2 separate regions of the Mus musculus genome follow, and region 1 is linked to region 2. A link is a contact called in ENCODE Hi-C data. All regions are on one chromosome and are shown on one strand. The core of a region is the stretch at or near the end of the contact, and the rest is flanking DNA. Distances in the headings are between cores, read along the strand shown.

Region 1 (6,772 bases), core at 4,061-6,560, 750 kb before region 2:
TTAAAATAATATATCAACCCAGGAAAGAGAACAGGAAAGAAAGGCTTTGACAGAGGTAAGGATTGCCAGGCCAAATAAAGCAGAAATCTAGAAGTTTGCCCTCCTGAGGACCGCCCTTCCCTATCCACTCAGACAATCTGCACCGGGTCTTGAAGGAAAGATGAGCTTGCTGCATGCAAACCCCCTCTAACCGCCTCGGAGTTCTAAGTTGCCTCTTCTAACTGGTGGATGTAATGATTCAGCTACAATACTCTGAGGGTTAAATTTGTGGGATTTGCGAGTTTAGGCTAGAGTCTAGTGGGGCTTGCAGGCAATGAAGGTTATCATAATAAGTATTTTTGCCTTAAGCTCACCTCTGTTGGCTGACACACCGGCTGTTAGACATACTTGTCATGCCTCCTGGGCTCTGCATTACAGTAGGTGCTTAAAGTTGTGTTTTGCTTTTACTTATTCTTTTTTTTTTTTTTTTCCTTTTCTGGATCAGTGCCTTGCTAGGTAACCCAGGATGGCCTGAAACTCACAGTGATCCTCCTGCCTTTGAAATGCTGGGATTGAAAGAATGCACTACCACACCTAATGTGTATTTACACATTAATACTGAAAGCAATAGAGGCTTAGGAGGCGGAAAAATCCTACCCCCAATTGAGTCCCCACCCCAAATCTGTGCACCTAATAGTTGATAGCTACTCTGGGTTATTCTAGGTATTACCTGGTTTCAATAGTTCAAAGAGCTATTCACCACCCCAAAGTGGTGAATACTTGTAATCCCAGCACCTGGGAAGTGGAGGCCGGAAGACAAGGAATTAAAGGTTATCTTTTGCCGCACAATGAACTTAACACCAGCCTACACTACCAGAGACCTAGTCTCAAAAACAAAAGCCAAGGAGCTGAAAAGATGACTTGTGACTCAGCAGTTAAGAGTGCTTGTTGGGGCTTTAGAGATGGCTCAGTGGTTGAGGGCACTGGCTGCTCTTCCAAAGAACCTATATTCAAATCCCAGCAACCACATGGCAGCTCACAACTGTCTGTAACTCAAAGATCTCACACCCTCACACAGACATATGTGCAGGCAAAATGCCAAAGCACATGAACATAAAAACAAAAATAAATTATCTTAAGAAAGGAAGGAAGGAAAGAAGGAAGAGTGCTTCCTGCTTTTACAGAGAACTAGAATTCTGTTCCCAGGCAATCTGACCCCTTCTGGACTCAAAAGACACCTGCACGTATGTATGCATGCACACATGCTTATGCACACAGAGATAAGTAAAAAGTAAAATTTCCTTTAAAATGCAAGTTTGGTCTGGTGTGGTGACTCACACCTTTAATCCCAGCACTCAGGGGGCAGGGGCAGGAGGATCTCTGTGAGCTCAAGCCCTGCCTAATCTATAGAATGAGTTCCAGGACAGCCAAAGCTACACAGTGAGACATGGTCTCAAAAAAGCCAAAATTATTAATAATAAGAAGGAGAAGGAAGAGGAGGAGGAGGCTTGAGGAAACTGTTCACAAAAGCTGGCTCAGCCCTTAAGAGTACAAACTGCTCTTCCAGAAGATCTGAGCTCAGTCCCTAGCGCACATGTTGGGTGTCTTTACAACCCCTGTAACTCCAGCTCCAGCGGATCCTGCTAAGGCCTGGGTAACTGCTGCCCGTCTAGCCAGATATTTTATGCTGTTATTACTGCTATAAAGAAAACTTCTCATGTGTTGTTTCTAGGAATCTTTCTCATTCCCAAGTTGATTGCATATTCTGGTATGTCCTGAGCTTTGGTACTATTAAAAACCAGTCAGTTTGAACAGCTTTGTACAGCTAGCCACAATAAGCTTGGACCTAAATCAACCACCCAGCAGCACTTCCTGCATCTATGTATAAACGTTTATGGGTTTTGCTTTTATAAGCTGCCCCTGGGATGGACCCCGACATAAGAGAGACGCCTGCACCAATATAAGAAGCTACTTGGAATAAGACTTCCATTTTGAGTAGGGGTGAGTAAAGTTCCTGAGACCTCCCTGGGAACTGACATCTTACTTGGCAGAAAGAGTCCTGTACATGGGTAAATGATATCCTGGTTGGCAAGTTAAGACATGAATGTCAGGCAAGGTAAGTCACCAGCACAGTTAAACACCCCGACAAATGAGGACAGGATAAATGTACAGCAAAGACGTGCTCCTAAGGAAGTTCCCTATTCCTAAATCCTGACTGATGAAATAACTTGGCACAAACATTCATGGATTTCATGCTTAAAAGCTCTGTAGGATTCTGGCTTGGGGTCACAGTCAGCTCCTGAGTCTGGTTTGAGGCCCCGATCGATCCATCAGTCCTGTGATGAATACTCAATTAACTATCCCTACCTGACTGAGATCAGTGTTTGTGTGGTTTGTGGGGTGACTCCTGGACCCCAACAGATCCAGTGTCCACTTCTGGCTTCCTGCACTGAGCATGCACATGCTTACACACAGATACCCACAGAGTCATCTTAAATAATGATACAACGGTGATGTAGCTCAGTTGGCAGCGTGATCGCCTGGCATGTATGATGTCCTGTGTTTGATACCCCAGTCCCACATAAAGCCAGCGGTAGCTGGACGTTGTTACAGTCTCGGTATTTAGGAGGCAGAGAGGCCTTCAGTTGGTAGAAGGATCAGAAGTTCAAGGTTATCATTGACTAGATTTGAGAACTGCAGGCCCTGTTTTAGGAAAAAAGATAAATAAAATAACAAAACCAGCCAGGCAGTGGTGTAATGGCACAGTGGCACACACCTTTAATCCCAGCACTTGGGAGGCAGAGGCAGGCGGATTTCTGAGTTCAAGGCCAGCCTGGTCTACAGAGTGAGTTCCAGGACAGCCAAGGCTACACAGAGAAACCCTGTCTTGAAAAAGCAAAAAAAAAAAAAAACAATTATGTCATACCTGGGTATACTTGCCTGAGCTGAGCCCTCATCACCCAACCTGAAGACTCTCATGGGCACTTCTCCCAGCTCTCCCAACCAAGACTCACACTTGAGCCCATTTGCCCCATGGCACTCCCAGAAAGAAGGACCCTGTCAGCATCATATAGCCGAGAGAAACAGAAAATGAACATGCCTTGGTTCCTGGATTTCCAGGCCCCCTGTGCTCTTCTTGTCCTAGGAGGGTGGGGGTAATACACCTCTCCTTTCCTTCCATCTTTGTTTTCCACTCAGTCAAGCACAGCCTACTCTGGGTCTAAAAGAGCGCTCTGGTCCTCTTTGGATCAGGCATGGCTGCTCTGACCCAGAGTGCCTCTATGGGTGTGGCCCCAGGCCCCCAGAGTACACCAGCCCCACCCTTGTCCCCAGGACACAGTGCCCATTGCTCCCCAGTGGCTGTGGGTAAGATCGGATCACAATGACTCTAAGAACACTTTCAGGCACCTGGGCAGAGCTGTCAGAGGGAGCAGGTGGAAAGATGGGCTCTCCCAGCAAATAGCCCACCTGTCAGGGGGCTCTAAACTTACAGGACCTTCTGTGGCCTCACCCAGCAGGTGAGTGTGATATCCTAGGATCCTTTTAGAGGTGATGACAGCTTTGGGAAGAAGCAAGCCGGAGATGCCAGTGTCAGAGCTCAAGGGACTGGGCCTTTACTCCCTAACTGGGATGATGCTCAGAATCTGTGTCTTGGCTGGATGTGGCTGGATGGTGGAACACTTATCCAGGCTCTCTGTCTCATCCCCAGCCTTGGGGAAGGGGCACCAAACATGGTCTTGGCTCCTCCCCAGATCCACTGTCAGCATCTGGGGTAGGAGGTGGGAGAAAGTCATGTGTATCTGCAGCCTGGTCCTGATCTGAGAGTGACTTCCCCATCAGAGTTTACAAACTGGAAGTCTACAATTTCAGTAGGAGGTCTAGCCCTCCCACGCCTTCTCCTGCTATGCCCGTAAGTCATGTGTGAGCTGCCAGGGGTGACCCAGGACTTGGAAAACAGAGGCAGGGGAATGATGGATTGTGCCTTGTAGGGAGACTTCCCCAAAAGGAATTAATTGAACAAAGAGTCAGATGCAGGCTTTGTCCTAGTCTTTAGGGGAAAGCTCTCTGGTTGCCCAGATCTCAAGACTATTAAGGATTGGAGCAGAAACAAAACGCTAAGTCAGTGGTTCTCAGCCTCCCTATGCACGCTCCCTCATGCTGTGTTGACCCCAAATATATAACTATTTCCATTGCAACCTCTAACTGTAACTGTAATGTTGCTACTGTTGTGAATTGTAATGTAAATATCTGTGTTTTCTGATGGTCTTAGGTGACCCCTGTGAAAAGGCCGTTGTGACCCTCACAAGGGTCACAACCCACAGGTTGAGAAACACTGTTCTAAATCATATTTTTTAGACAGGATTTCATTTAGCCCACGCTGACCTTGAAGTTGGTATATAGCCAAGCACAACCTTGAATTGTTTATTTTGAGACAGGTTCTCTCTCTCTCTCTCTCTCTCTCTCTCTCTCTCTTGTTTTGGTTTTTGTTTTGTTTTGTTTTTGAGGCAGGGTTTCTCTGTGTAACCCTGGCTGTCCTGGAACTCACTCTGTAGACCAGGCTGGCCTTGAACTCAGAAATCCGCCTACCTCTGCCTCCCAAGTGCTGGGGTTAAAGGTGTGTGCCACCATTGCCCTGTGTTTGAGACAGGTTCTTACTATGTAGCTCTGGCTGGCCTGGAATTCATATGTAGACCAGGGTAGCCACAAACTGAGAGAGATGCCTGCCTCTGCCTCCCAAGTGCTAGAGCTAAAGCTGTGCACTACCACACTTAATAGCCTTGAGGTTTTTTGTTTTGTTTTGTTTTTCAAGACAAGGTTTCTCTGTTTAGTCCTGAAACTCACTTTGTAGACCAGGCTGGCCTCGAACTCTGAGATCCACCAGCTTCAGCCTCCTGAGTGCTGGGATTAAAAGCATGTGCCACCACTTCCTGACAATAGCCTTAATTTAAAAAAAAAAAATATGAGTATGAGTGTTTTGCCTCCATGGCAGTGCATTTTGTGCGTGCCTGGTGACCTTGAGGCTAGAAGAGTGGCGGATAACTTTGGCACTGGAGGCTGTGAGTTGTTCTGTATATACGGTATGGGAATCTAAGTCCGGTCCTCTCGCTGATCTGTTTCTCTAGCCTATGCAACTGCCTCCCAAGTGCTGAAATCACAGGCATGGGCCGCCACGCTCAGTTTCTTGCACATTCTAGACAAACCCTCTCCCAAGTGTGCTAAGTGATAGGAAAGGCGGTCTTAGGCCAGCAGGTGCAGAGAGCTCTGCACTGTGCCAGGCGCTCCGCGTGCTCTAGCTCATGTCAACGTCACAGCCGCCCCAAAGGGCTGGCGTTCCCGCCCTCACCGCCTTTGCGCCGGGACACAGCAGGCTAGGGTCCTGCCGGAGTCGGCTTCTGCTGCCCCTTCCCGGCGCTATGGACTGCGGGCTGGAATACGACCTTCCTGCGGCCCCGCTCGCCCCTGCGCGTCCCCCGGGCGCGAAGGTGTCCTGAGCCGAGCTCTGACTCAGGATGTTCCGGCGCCAGTCCATGGAGGGGACCCCGGCCTACAAGCCCAAGGGATATCCCGACGGGACCACCCAGCGCCGCCCTGTTAAGCGGCTGCCGATGCTGCTGCCAATGCTCGAAGGCCGTGTGGGGCGAGATGTAGACGGCGCGTGGCGGCGGGACCGCAAGTCCCAGCGCCTGCCTTGCGGGTCCCCCGAGTCCCCGAACGCTCGGCGAGACCGTGGGACCGCGCGCGCACTGCTACTGCCGTCGCTGCAGCCGAGCAGCTCGGCCCGGGAGGCGGGAACTCGGGGGAACCGGCAGCCTGCAGCCCGCGACAACCCTGACTCCCTGGGCACGCTGCTGGGGAAGCTGCTGCCCAACAAGTTCCGCCACTTCCTGCACCACCTGAGCGCCGAGAGCGCAGACCCAGAGGCGGACCGTGAGGCCGGGGGGATGGGGTGGGGAGTGGGTGTGTGTGCGCGGAGTCTGGGGTTCCCAAGCGAGGACTGTCTCCATCTCAACGGGCTCTCCTCCTCCCCCTTCTCCTTTCCTTCCTCCTCCTGTTGTCCCCACCCAGCACCCTCAGCGCCACATAACCCTAGGAGTACATCAAATCACTGCCTAGCTTCTCGGTCTTCCAGCTGCTTATTCCTCCCAGACCTGTGGTAAGCGGAGGGGACCCTCTTGATGAAGGAGGGGTTGCCTTGAGTGCTACCAAGGTGGGCCTCTGCTCACATCAGCTGTGACTTCTTTCTCTTTGAGGGACAAACCATTGCACTGGGACAACAATTTTAAAGAGAAGACTACCCTGGGGCTCCCAAGAGGTGAACTTGCCAGAGCCAAAAAGGCCCATCCGTGAGTAGTAGCTGTTGTGAGTACACACGTGCTATAATTTTGTAGCGTTGACTCTCTCCTCCCACCATCACGTGGGCTTGGGGGATGGAAAGGAGGTCATAGGCTTGCCTAACAATCACTTCTATCATTTCCCCAAGCCATGAGTTCTGGGAATGGGAACAGGAAGGCATTCGTTCGCTCCCTTGTTTCCAGACATTTAGTAATGGATTTACCGTGTATCTATCGATCCACTCACCTATCCATCCTTTCACGCACCTAACCCCTTACTCACAAACCAGGTCTTCTATAAGCTATTGTGAATCTCCATCCACCTAGCCATCGAAGCATCTAACTGGCCATGAACTCATAACTGCCCCCAAACTGCTGGACTGCCAGACAGCCAGTCTTTTGTTTATTCAGAAATCCCCTCTGGCTATAGCTGCCTGACAGCTATCCTTTCATTCATATAA
Region 2 (6,203 bases), core at 1,930-4,429:
CAGGACAAGACTACACAGAGAAACCCTGTCTCAAAAAACTGCCAGGCATGGTGGCACATGCATTTAATCCCAGAATTTGGGAGGCAAAGGCAGGCAGATTTCTGAGTTCGAGGCCAGCCTGGTCTACAAAGTGAGTTCCAGGACAGTCAGGGCTATACAGAGAAACCCTGTATGGAAAAAACAAACAAACAAACAAACAAACAAACAAAAAACCCAAACCAGCTGCCCCAAAAACAACAATAAAAAACCTAGGTATCGTGAGATCTACCTGTTATCCCAGTGTTTGGGGTGCAAAATCAGAAAGATTCAAGGTTCAAGGCCATTTTCAGCTACACAACAAACGTGAGGGTCACCCTGAGCTGCATGAGATCTTGCTTCAAAAAACCAAAGGCCTGGTACGATGTTGCATGCATCTGGAAGGTAGAGAGCCAGGCTCTGAGTTACAGGCCAGCCTTGATTATTATATAGTGCATTCCAGTTCAGCCAGAACTACAATAAGACCCTGTTTTGAAAACAAAACAAACAAAAAATCAAGGATTAAAAAAACAAAAAAAAACAAAAACAAAAAAACCCAAACTGAACCTTTTTTGTTTTCTCTTGTCTTTACATCTCAAATGGAGATAATAGGCCTGAGCACCATTTGGAGCAGTCTTCTTCCTCTTCTTCTTCTTCTTCTTCTTCTTCTTCTTCTTCTTCTTCTTCTCCTTCTCCTTCTCCTTCTCCTTCTTCTCCTTCTTCTCCTTCTTCTCCTTCTTCTCCTTCTTCTCCTTCTTCTCCTTCTTCTCCTTCTTCTCCTTCTTCTCCTTCTTCTCCTTCTCCTTCTCCTTCTCCTTCTTCTCCTTCTTCTCCTTCTTCTTCTTCTCCTTCTTCTTCTTCCCCTTCTTCTTCTCCTTCTTTCCCTTCCCCTTCCTTCCCCTTCCCTTTCTTCTTCTTCTTTGTTTTTTTTTTTTTTTTTGAGACAGGTTTTTTGTTTTTTGTTTTTTTTTTGTTTTTTTCTCTGCATAGCCCTAGCTGTCCTGGAACTCACTCTGTTGACCAGGCTGGCCTCGAACTCAGAAATTCGCCTGCCTCTGCCTCCTGAGTGCTGGGATTAAAGGCGTGCGCCACCACTTCCCAGCCATTCCTTCCATTTTCAAGCTATCTTCAATATATACAAACATCTCACTTCTGCTAGGGTAGAATCCAGTCCCCCAGACACTAGGCTGATTTATATTCTCAGGGCTAGCCTTATCTTTATTGAGCTGGTTTTCTTTCTTTCTTTCTTTCTTTTTTTTGTTTTTTTGCTTTTTTTTTTTTTTTTTTTTTTTTCAAGACAGGGTTTCTCTGTGTAGCCTTGGCTGTCCTGGAACTCACTTTGTAGACCAGGCTGGCCTTGAACTCAGAAATCTGCCTGCCTCTGCCTCCCAAGTGCTGGAATTAAAGGCATGTGCCACCACCGCCCGACAAGCTGTTTTTCATATTTGATGCCTTGAACTCTCTCCTTTCCCTTGACCAGGTGAAGAAAGCCTCTTCTAAGCCTCTTTGTCCAGTTCAGCTGGACGTAGTTGGTTCCAAGTCTGTTTTAAGACATTACTCTAGGACTTTCACAGCTTTGGGCTTTTTAAGTGTGATTAAAAAAATTATATCTTATTATTTTTATGTTTATGGATGTTTTGCCTGCATGTGTGACTGCACGTCAAGTGCATGTCTAGGGCTTTCAGAGGCCGGAAAGAGTGTCAAATCTCCCTGGAACTGGACTTGCAGACAGTTATTAGCTGCCACGAGGGTCCTGGGAAGTGAACCTGAGTGTCTTGGAAAAGCAAGCAGCCAGTGTTCTTAATCTTTGAGCTCTGAGTATGATTTTTGGAATCCTTGGTGATGTTTGCAAAGCAGTCCTTGTTAGGAAGACTTTTCTATGGCTTTTTATTATCCCTCCCAGTGCTGCTAATCTAATCGGCCTTCCTGGCCTTGGCTGCTCTGCTGAGGGGCATCCTGTCCCTGGGTGGTGCACTGAGAACAGGACCACGGCAGGCTTCCTAGTCTCAGAAAAGAGGAAATAGACCCAGAGGCCTAAACTAGCAGATGGTTGTCTAGAGGCTCCAGGCTTGGTTTGGGGGATCAGGCAAGCCACCTGTAAGATCTTACTGGGTGACTTTGGACGATTCCATATCTGACTGTAAGAGGCACAGGAGTAATAACAATTGAGCTATAGGGGTAGTTCATTGGTAGAACATAGGAGCTGGCATGCAGAAAGCCCGGGGTTCAACCCCAGCACTTCAAAAAGCAAACCAGCTAACTAACAAGCAAGCACACGGAAGGCTAAGGATTTAATAAGATAAACACTCATTTCTAAGCCTCTGCCGGCAGTGGTGGCGCACGCGTTTAATTAATCCCAGCACTCGGGAGGCAGAGGCAGGCGGATTTCTGAGTTCAAGGCCAGCCTGATCTACAAAGTGAGTTCCAGGACAGCCAGGGCTATACCGACAAACCCTGTCTCGAAAAACAAAAGAAACAAACAAAAAAACCCAAACAAACATAAGCCTTTGGGTGCTTGGCTTGACACACTATAGGCACGCACTAACTTGTAGTTAACATTTCGTGTGTGTTGAGGACTGAACCTGGGGCCATCTATCATTGAGATCAACTTCTCCTGTGGTTAGTCTCGAATTTTAATTTAACAAGCATTTTATTTTATTGTTTATGTAAATTTATTATTAGGCCTCCCATCCATTCAATCCCACGTTCGATCTGTGTATGATCTATTTCATTCCATTCATTGGAAATGATGCCAACTCAAATGGCGCAAAGTACAGTTCTGGAGTAGTCGGCTGCTTCCAGCCCGGCCGGTTCTCCGGACCAGCATGGCCCACTAGGCCTGCGGCGGTCCTGCCTCTGCGCCCGGCCGCTCAGCGCCATCTTTGAACCTGGAGCCCACGCCTCACTTCCGCTCTTTTCCTTATACCACGAAGAGCTGTTCCGGACCCCCAAATGGCCTCTGGGCATAGGGCAATCCCAAATCGCTGCGGTTTTGTTGTATTGGCTGATAAACATTTTCATTATTTTTCTTCTGGGCCTTAAAGACGATGCTGTAACCAGTTCAAAAACGGCGCCCACAGCTTCACTTCCTCTCGTCGGACTTCCGTTTGTGGGGGGCGAACCCGCTAAGGTCACGTTCCAGGGCGCAGGCGCGAGAGGGCGGGACCGTCGCCATGGCAATGTGCGCGTCGCCCAGGCCTTTTCGGCGCGTTGGAAGCGCTGGAGCTGCTGCCCTGGCTGCTGGCGGGGCTGGCGGCGCCGAACGGCGAGGGCGGCCTGCGCCTCTTCAGGATGAGACCCTGGGCGTGGCGTCCGTGCCCTCGCAGTGGAGGAGCGTCCAGGGGATCCGCGGGGAGACGGTGAGGGCGCGGGCCCGCTATGGCAGCGCGGGCGGGAAGGCCTGGCGCAGCGTTGTGTTTTCACGGCTTTTTTGTTTTTGTTTTTTCGAGACAGGGTTTCTCTGAGTATCCATCCCTAGCTGTCCTGGAACTCAGAGATCCGCCTGCCTCTGCCTCCCAAGTGCTGGGACGAAAGGCGTGCGCCACCACTGGTCCGCGTGTTTTCATGTTTTAATGAAAAAACTCACAGATGCTTTCGCGTTAGCCTTTTTTTCGGTCTCTGAGGAGAAAGAAACCAACCAACGAAAACAAACAACAACAAAAGCAAACCAGGACAACAGAACTCTTAGGGGTCCCATGCTGTCGTTAAATGACATGTAGTTAATTTACATGGTGGATCGTGCACGTGTCACAGCGCCTGTGGAGGTCAGAGGAGAACTTTACACAAGGTTGTTATTTCTTTGCACCACGAGGGGCCTGGGAATCCAACTCAGGGTGTCATGCTTGGCTAAGTGCCCTTACCAGCTGAGCCATTTTTGGAAGTTTTTTTTTTTTTTTTTTTTTTTGTGAATAGCAGTTTTTAGGCATTTCAACTTGACATTATTGGTGTTTGAAATGGTCAGATACCTTGAGGGCTAGCTTGAACGGTTTTCTATGTTCCTTTGTTGTTGTTCTTTTGTTTGTTTGTTTGCTTTTGTTTTTGTGAGACATGAGTTTCACTGTGTGCCCTGGATGTCTTGAAACTTGCTCTGGAAACTAGGCTGGCCTTGAACTCAGAGATTGCTGGAATTAAAGGCCTCTCTCACCACTGCCCTGCTATGGTTTTCTAGTGTAACCCAAAAACATACAAATAATGAGATAACGGAGGCCTGATGCTGACCAACTGGTGTGTTAGGGATTCATCAGCAGGGAACCTGGAGATAGCTGCTTTCCCGGTGGTTGCAAGGATTACAGTAAGCCATGTATGTAGACAATGTACTGTAATGCCACATCGGTGTGTCATGTTACCGACAGAGCAGGGCTGAGGAACTGTTGGAAAAATGGATGTTGAGTGGCATTTGAGAAGACCAGATCAAGCGTGAGCACTGGCCGACTCTGGAGCTGGGGTCAGCACATTTGTTTGAGGTGTTGGAAGGGGCTGGAGAATCCTTGAGGAAAAGGGAGAGTGGTCCCAGGTTAGGCCAAAATGGGTAAGTAGAGACAGGTCAAGTAAAGTCTTGAAGAACTCACAAACGAAGACTGCTGTTGACCAGTCTGCCTCCAACCCAAGCCCCAGTGGTGCCTGCAGTCTTGTCTTGAGCCTTGTGGGCCTATGGTCTTATGCCCTGATCTGCTCTGTGTTCCAGGCCCTTCTCCGTGCCCTGGGACGTGGAAGCCCTTGCCGTGGAAAGCAAGAAGCGTGACCATGTTAGAGTACACTGTGTCCTTGCAGCAAGCCCGTGATTTGTGTCCTGGCCTAGCAGGGTGCTCTAAACAGCTCTTGCTTGCTGAGGAGATAGAGTTTGGAAGACTCCTGACTGAAATCATTAGTTCAGTCAAACTTCTTTTTTTTTTTTTTTAAAGATTTATTTATTTTTCCCAGCACTCAGGAGGCAGAGGCAGGCAGATTTCTGAGTTCGAGGCCAGTCTGGTCTACAAAGTGAGTCCCAGGACAGCTAGAGCTATACAGAGAAACCCTGTCTCGAAAAAACCAAAAACAAAACAAAACAAAACAAAAAGATTTATTTTATGCATGTGAGTACACTGTAGCTGTCTTCAGACACACCAAAAGAGGGCATCAGACCCCATTACAAATGTTTGTGAGCCACCACTGAGCCATCTCTCCAGCCCCATGATCTAACATTTTTTTCCCCTTAAAGAGTGAATCAGAATGCCATTGGTTTTTTTGTAGACAGACTTCCAGGACCCTGTAAGGCTGTAGGGAATGACCCAGATCCCTGGAGTGTAAAGGCCTCCGCACTGGGGGCAGATCCTGGATCCTGAAGGAGATTCTTAGGTTTTTCATTCTTTTATTTACTGATGTGTTGCTTGAGAGTGTGTGGGTGGCCATGAACGTGCCATGTGCTGGTGGGAGTCGGGGGACAGTTTTTGGGAGTCAGTAGTTTCTGTGTACCATTTGAGTCCTGTGGGTGACACTCAGGAAGTCTGGGCTTGGCCGCAAGTACCTTGCCTGCTTCATTAGCTGTGAGAATGAAGGCGACAGGAGAACATAGGCGACTTTTCCTCTTGGTATCAGTGGTTTATGTCTAAAATTTAGGAAAAAATTGGGTTGGTAGAAAAGTGGAAGGCCACATGGCTGATACACTTGTAGTTCTAGCACTTGGAGAGTGGAGGCAGGGGAATCAGAGATTGGAGATCAGCCTGGGCTATATGAGACCTTGTCTCAAAAACAGGCTAGAGAGATGGCTCAGCAGTTAAGAACACCCGGGTTTGATTCCCAGCACTCACATGGTGACTCACAACCATCTAACTCCATTTCCAGGGCCTCTGACACCTTCCTCTGATATCTGCAGGCACCAGGCACACATGTGGTGCGTAAACATACACTGTGAGCAAAGCACCCATATATGTAAAAATAAGTAGCAAGAAGAAAAGCTTTTTGTTTTGTTTTGTTTTTTGTTTTTGAAACAGGGTTTCTCTGTGTAGCCCTGGCTGTCCTGGAACTCACTCTGGTGACCAAGTGCTGGGATTAAAGGCATTCGTCACCACCCGCCGGACTGTTTGCTCTTCCAGAAGATATGGCTTTGGTGTCTAGCAGTGAGGTTGAGCACTTATGGCTGCATGTAATGGCAGCTCTAGGGGACACAATGTCCTCTTCTGCAGACTCCAGCACACACTTGGGGAGGCACC

Evidence for each region. A loop is a pair of places that touch in the nucleus more often than their neighbours do.
Region 1: a map of v-Abl transformed pro-B cells shows a loop between it and region 2 (4-fold over the local background). The contact joins the promoter of 1700001O22Rik here to the promoter of Wdr34 in region 2. A Hi-C loop is called at or near these places in 2 of 37 maps with a recorded cell type or tissue (T-helper 17 cell and v-Abl transformed pro-B cells).

What each region holds. Positions count from the first base shown.
Region 1 is chr2:30,800,275-30,807,046 of GRCm38, reverse strand. 1700001O22Rik (RIKEN cDNA 1700001O22 gene) reads left to right here and starts at 5,310. Exons shown (of 7, transcript NM_198000.3): 1 at 5,310-5,907; 2 at 6,046-6,133; 3 at 6,231-6,323. The coding sequence starts at 5,490.
Region 2 is chr2:30,045,855-30,052,057 of GRCm38, reverse strand. Wdr34 (WD repeat domain 34) reads left to right here and starts at 3,179. Exons shown (of 9, transcript NM_001008498.2): 1 at 3,179-3,374. The coding sequence starts at 3,189.